Regions from separate parts of the Mus musculus genome. Here region 2 is linked to region 1. A link is a contact called in ENCODE Hi-C or POLR2A ChIA-PET data. All regions are on one chromosome and are shown on one strand. Each heading gives the region's core, a stretch centred on a gene start or an enhancer-like site at or near the end of the contact. The rest is flanking DNA. Distances are from core to core; before and after follow the strand shown. Region 1 holds the start of Cog8 (component of oligomeric golgi complex 8). Region 2 holds the start of Terf2 (telomeric repeat binding factor 2).

What was found. A loop is a pair of places that touch in the nucleus more often than their neighbours do. ChIA-PET counts read pairs that join two places held with the same protein, here RNA polymerase II (POLR2A).
Region 2: a loop to region 1 is called in a map of heart, with 5 times the contacts of the local background. The contact joins the promoter of Terf2 here to the promoter of Cog8 in region 1. A Hi-C loop is called at or near these places in 6 of 37 maps with a recorded cell type or tissue (adrenal gland, heart, left cerebral cortex and 1 more). POLR2A ChIA-PET finds 5 or more read pairs at or near these places in 4 of 5 experiments (Patski and embryonic stem cell).

The regions. Positions count from the first base shown.
Region 1 is chr8:107,055,362-107,058,061 of GRCm38, forward strand. It overlaps Cog8 (component of oligomeric golgi complex 8), which reads right to left and starts at 1,376. Exons shown (of 5, transcript NM_139229.4): 1 at 900-1,376. The coding sequence starts at 1,294. Nip7 (NIP7, nucleolar pre-rRNA processing protein) reads left to right here and starts at 1,516. Exons shown (of 5, transcript NM_025391.2): 1 at 1,516-1,629; 2 at 1,732-1,818; 3 at 1,912-2,050; 4 at 2,686-2,700. The coding sequence starts at 1,574.
Region 2 is chr8:107,095,297-107,097,996 of GRCm38, forward strand. Terf2 (telomeric repeat binding factor 2) reads right to left here and starts at 1,252. Exons shown (of 10, transcript NM_001371065.1): 1 at 826-1,252; 2 at 633-728. The coding sequence starts at 1,213. Mir7075 (microRNA 7075) reads right to left here and starts at 810; the gene lies at 729-810.

The sequences.
Region 1 (2,700 bases), core at 126-2,625:
TCGCGCTCCCACTTAAACTTTCTCCACTTTTCTATAGTAATTCCAGAAACTCGCTTTATGCAGTCCTGAATCTCTTTTCAGACATATGGGGTACACAACCTGTTTTTAATATCCAAGCTTCCAAAGAAAAATTGACCTGCTGGATAGCAGAACTAAGTGTATTAGATCGAGGGCCTAGAAATGTAACATAGCTTAAAAAGGAAATGCTTTTTGACAACCTACAATGACAAATAGGATCTGTCAGCTTCCTATCGATGGACATTTTGAAGCTGAGCACCTCCAGCCCACATTTATATAGGGTTAACTATGTCAGGCTCAATGAACTGCCTTGCATAATTTTATTTATTTATTTATTTTTGGTTTTTCGAGACAAGGTTTCTCTGCATAGCTCTGGCTGTCCTGGAACTCACTCTGTAGACCAGGCTGGCCTTGAACTCAGAAACCCGCCTGCCTCTGCCTCCCAAGTGCTGGGATTAAAGGCGTGCGCCACCACCGCCCGGATGCATACATTTTTTAGTTTGTTTGAATGTCTCATGTAGCTCAGGCTGTCCATGAATTCAATACTCAGACTAGGATGATGACTCTGTGACTCGAATACTGGGATCACAAGTGTCAATAAGACTGGCTGAATGTTTATTATTTAAACAACAGCCTATGAGGGAGTAGTGGACTCCTAGCTTCCAATTCTTGGAAACTTACTAGCTGTGTTCTTGGACAAGTCACTTCACTTCGACTTCCTCGTCTGTAAAATAATGACGCTACCTACCTAGATGGCTGCTGTGAAGTTTAAGTGGATTAACAAGGCAATCAGGAGAGAGCCCTGTACACTACGCTTGGGTCATGACGATAGCGTCCTGGCAGATACAATGACGCGCCCGTCCCCATCAGGCCAGCCGCACCTGCAGCTCTGCTGGAAGCGGGGCAGACGGTCGAGCAGGCGCCCGAGGGACGCCTCCACGTCGCCGAAGAGCCGGTGGATGCGCTCGGTGCACTCGGCCCCGCGAATGAACGTCTTGTAGTTGGCGAAAGCCAGGTCGCGCGTCTGCTGCAGCCGCTGGGCCCGCTCTTCCGCCAAGCGCTCGGGTTCGCGCCGCAGCCGGTCCAGCCCGGAGCCGCTCAGCTCCCGGAGGTAGCGGCCCACGTCGGGCTTCTCACGCCACTGAGCTTCGGGGAAGCGGTCCCGGAATAGCGACGCCAGGAGGCCCTCATCTTCCACCTCCCCCAGCGCGACGGCCGTGGCTGTCGTCGTGGCCGAAGCGGTCGTGGAGGGCTGGAGAGGGAGAGCGGCCGCCATCTCTCAAGCACGGTACCGTCACTTCCTCTTCAGAGCCGGTTTCGCTCCTGGGAAACGGAAACGATTGGGGGAAACATTTCCCGTCTCTATGGTTTCTCATCTAGCCGGCTTTCGGTCCCCGGAAGTCCGCCACGGTAGGCGGCGGCTGCGCAAAGATCACGGAGAATTAGGCTAGAGAGACACGCGTTCGTGGACCCCAGGAAGTGGGCGGGTGGGAAAGTGACTTCCGCTTCCGGCTCTCCAGGCACGAGGATTCCCGGGAGCCAAGCAAGCGGCAAGATGAGGCCCTTGACTGAAGAAGAGACCCGGGTCATGTTTGAGAAGATCGCGAAGTAGTAAGAACTGGAGAGGCGGATGAGGGACGGGCGTGCGGGGAGTGGGGATGCGGCTCCGGGGCGGGACGGTCCCGGCTCAGACGCTGGTCTTGTTGCCCTCAGCATCGGAGAGAACCTTCAACTCCTAGTGGACAGACCCGACGGCACGTACTGTTTCCGGCTGCACAACGACCGAGTGTACTATGTGAGGTGAGGTGGGGCGTGCTGCCCACTGCGTGGCGGGCTGGAGGCGTGCATCCATCCCTGGTCGTCACCGGGTACCTTCCTCCCGCGCCCCTGTAGTGAGATGATGCTGAAGCTGGCCGCCAACATCTCCGGAGACAAGCTCGTGTCGCTGGGGACGTGTTTTGGGAAGTTTACCAAGACCCACAAGTTCCGCTTGCACGTGACAGCTCTGGATTACCTGGCCCCCTATGCCAAGGTACGTTGTGGGGGCCTGGTCTCCAGGTTGCCATCCGGGATGAAGTCCCGGGTGACGGCGGCCAGGTCAGAGCACAGATTCTTTCCAACGAGTTTCTGGACAGCGTCAGCCTAAGAAGTTGTTTGTCGATATTGCTGCTTGGACACGTTTAGGAAGGGTTATGGCCATGGAGCTGCATAGCCTAGTTGTCTACAGGAAAACAGGCCTCCACCGTGTCAGCTGGATCTCAGAAAGCAGAGACGAAGACACAAGTGCCAGTGGTGAGGGTGATCCTAGGGTCCAAGGGGAAAAAAAAAGGAAATTGCTGATTATGTGAGCATTTCGATGTAAGGTTGAATTTCGATGTTAGGTTGAGGAAGGAACTCCATGGTGAAAGATCAAAAATTGGGGTATCCCAGCACTTGGGAGGCAGAGACAGGCGGACTTCTGAGTTCGAGGACAGCCAGGGCTACACAGAGAAACACTGTCTCAAAAAAAAACAAAAAACCCACAAACAAACAAAAACAAAAAAGTGGGGGGGGGGTCCAAACAACTTAAAGGTTCCCCACCTCTCCTTAAACTCGGAAGCAGCTGCTAATCCGCATTTAGGGATATAGCCCAACATCCTTGTGTCTTGGCTTTTAACTCTCTTTCAGTATAAAGTGTGGGTA
Region 2 (2,700 bases), core at 2-2,501, 40 kb after region 1:
CTTTTTTGTTTTTCAAGACAGGGTTTCTCTGTGTAGCCTTGGCTGTCCTGAAACTGGATCTGTAGCCCAGGCTGGCCTCGAACTCAGAAATCCACCTGCCTCTGCCTCCCAAATGCTGGGATTAAAGGTGTGCACTACCACTGCCCGGCTGGCTTCAACGTATTTTAAGTGACTATCTTTCAATACTTTTTAATACAGCTCAATTATAACATATATGTTTGCCTCCAAAATCCAGAATAACACAACTTCCTCAGATACAAGGGGCCAACAATGAAGAGAGTTTGTTAAGTAGCTGCCAAGTTCAACTTGTGTGTGGATGGGAGAGTGTTCCCACTTTACTATTTGGAGGAAGAGGGAGAAAGATGTGTCCTTATTGACGTAACTTACTTGTAGCAATAAAAATGGGTGTGCAATTAACAGGTGGGAGAAAACAAAACAAAAGACAGCCAAGAAACTTTAACTGGAGAAAACCGGAATTAGAGAATTCAACCACTGTTGAATGAAAAAGCCCTCCGCGGTGGAACCAGTAGTGCACTTTAACCCGGAATCTTTCAGTTCCGGATGTTAAGTTTGAAAATAACAAAACCCTACGTAAGTAAGCCCAGAAAAGAACACACAAAAAATAGCCGTACCTAAATTTTCTCCTTCTTCAATGCGCGACAGACACTGCATAACCCGCAGCAACCGGGACACCGTATGCTCCTTCCCCAAGGGCCTGACAAGCAACGCTGGGAAAGAAGACATGGTTGGCTCCGCGAGCCCCGGACCCCAAGTCATGCCCCCCAAAACCATGTCCTCCTCCCCGCGGCCCGAGCCGGCTCTCACCCTGCATGATGTCCCGGATCTGCCTGAAGTCCCGGTACCGGCTACTCCGAAAGGCCCGCAGCGCCTCGTGGAAATAGAACTTGAGCACCCAGCGGTTGACCGCCTCCTCCAGGCGAGCTTCCCCCGCGCCCCGCTCGGCCGCGCCTCCCAACCCTGGCTCGTGTCGCCCCCGTCGAGCCCGCCCGCCGCTGCGCGATGCCCGTCGGCTCGCCGCCCGCCCGCTGCTATCGCTGCTCCCGCCTCCTCCCGCCATCGTGTTCGACCGCCGCTCGCCCTCCCCGCCCTCCCCGCCCTCCCGACTGGGCCGTTTCCTTGGCTGTGACGCCATCGGGTCACGCACAACGCCCGGGCCGGAAGCAGGGCCCGCTGTCCCGGCTCCCGCAGCCATGATACCGACGGGGTTCCGAGCCGCCCGCGGGCTTCTGGGAGGGAAAGGACCGAGGCGGCGGGGGGTCTACCCACCTCCTCGGCATCCGTAGTTCCTCTTGTGTCTGCTGCAATGCTTGCTGGGGATTGGAGTCCACACAGCCCAGCCAGGCGCGCTATTTTGAAGACTACGCTGCAGACTTGGGACAGTGTAAAGAATATGAAAAATAAGCGCGTGCATAATGTTAGACATTTCGCAAATTGTGAAAAGCAGTACAGTAGAAAGAAATTACTTTGTTTTGTTTTGACACAGAGTCTCACTGTGTATCCCTGGTTGGCTTGGAACTCAAGACATAGAACTCTGCCTCTGTGTTGCAGTGCTGAGATAGTGCCAACATGGCCAGCCTTTTTTTTTTTTTTTTTTTTTTTTACTTTTTTTCTTTTTAAAACATAGGTTTGTTCTGGGAATCAACGGAGGTCCTCGCCATTCTAGAGCAAGCACTTTATCAACCGTGCACTGTCCCCAGCCACCTAGTAAAAATGTATTCTAAGACAGGCCCTGCAAAGTTACCCAGGCTAGTTTTGAACTCATGTCAGAGCCCATCCACAACATGGCTTTGGAGCCACTCTCTAAAGCAATCCTAGCTATGGTAATCCAAGCTGCTTGGTGATTCCAGCCTGTTTGCCTTACTTAACAGGAGCTAAACTATCTGCCTTGATATCCTGACAGGTCTGCTTCTTATTGTGTAAACCTTGAACAAGTTACTTCTCCGTTTGTGTACCTGTGCCCCTTTCTGTCAAGTGGACATCGTGAGGATTGTATTAAAATGAACTGAGTTACTATTTCTGGTTCCTGTAGCTCAGGGTTCAACAAATTGTGTGTGTGTGTGTGTGTGTGTGTGTGTGTGTGTGTGTATACACAGAGATCCAAGGATAACTTTTAGAAGTTGGTTTTTGCCTTTCATTATGTGGATCCTAGGGACTGAAATCAGGTCATCTGGCTTAGTCTCTGGCAAGCATCTTTATCCACTGAACCATCTATCTTGTTGCTCCTGGATTCCAATTGCTTTTCATGAACTCATCCAGAGCATGCTTGGACAATCTATTTTTGTTTACAAAAAAAAAAAAAAATCTGATTTTTAAGTTTGGTGCAGTGGTCCATGTCTTTACACCCAGTGTAAAAGTTATAGCTCTGAGGGGAAAGTATCTTGGCAGTCAAGAACCAAGGAATATCACAAAGTCACACTATACGACAAACCTCACACACAAGAAATTTACTGGGAAGGAAGGAAGACTCAGGCTCAGGCGAGAGGCAGCTGGATACTGAGTAGAAGGCAGGGTTTATGTGGGGTTTCTTGGGGTGAGAGTGGAGCAGGGCAAGTTTTCAAGTCCAGAGCTTGAGTTTTTTTACTCTGTAGGGTGAGGGCTGGCTGGGTCCAGCCATTAGAGTGGTTAGAGTGTTCTGTGGATGGAACTGGTGGTTGGAGCTCCTCAGGGGCGAGGCCTGGC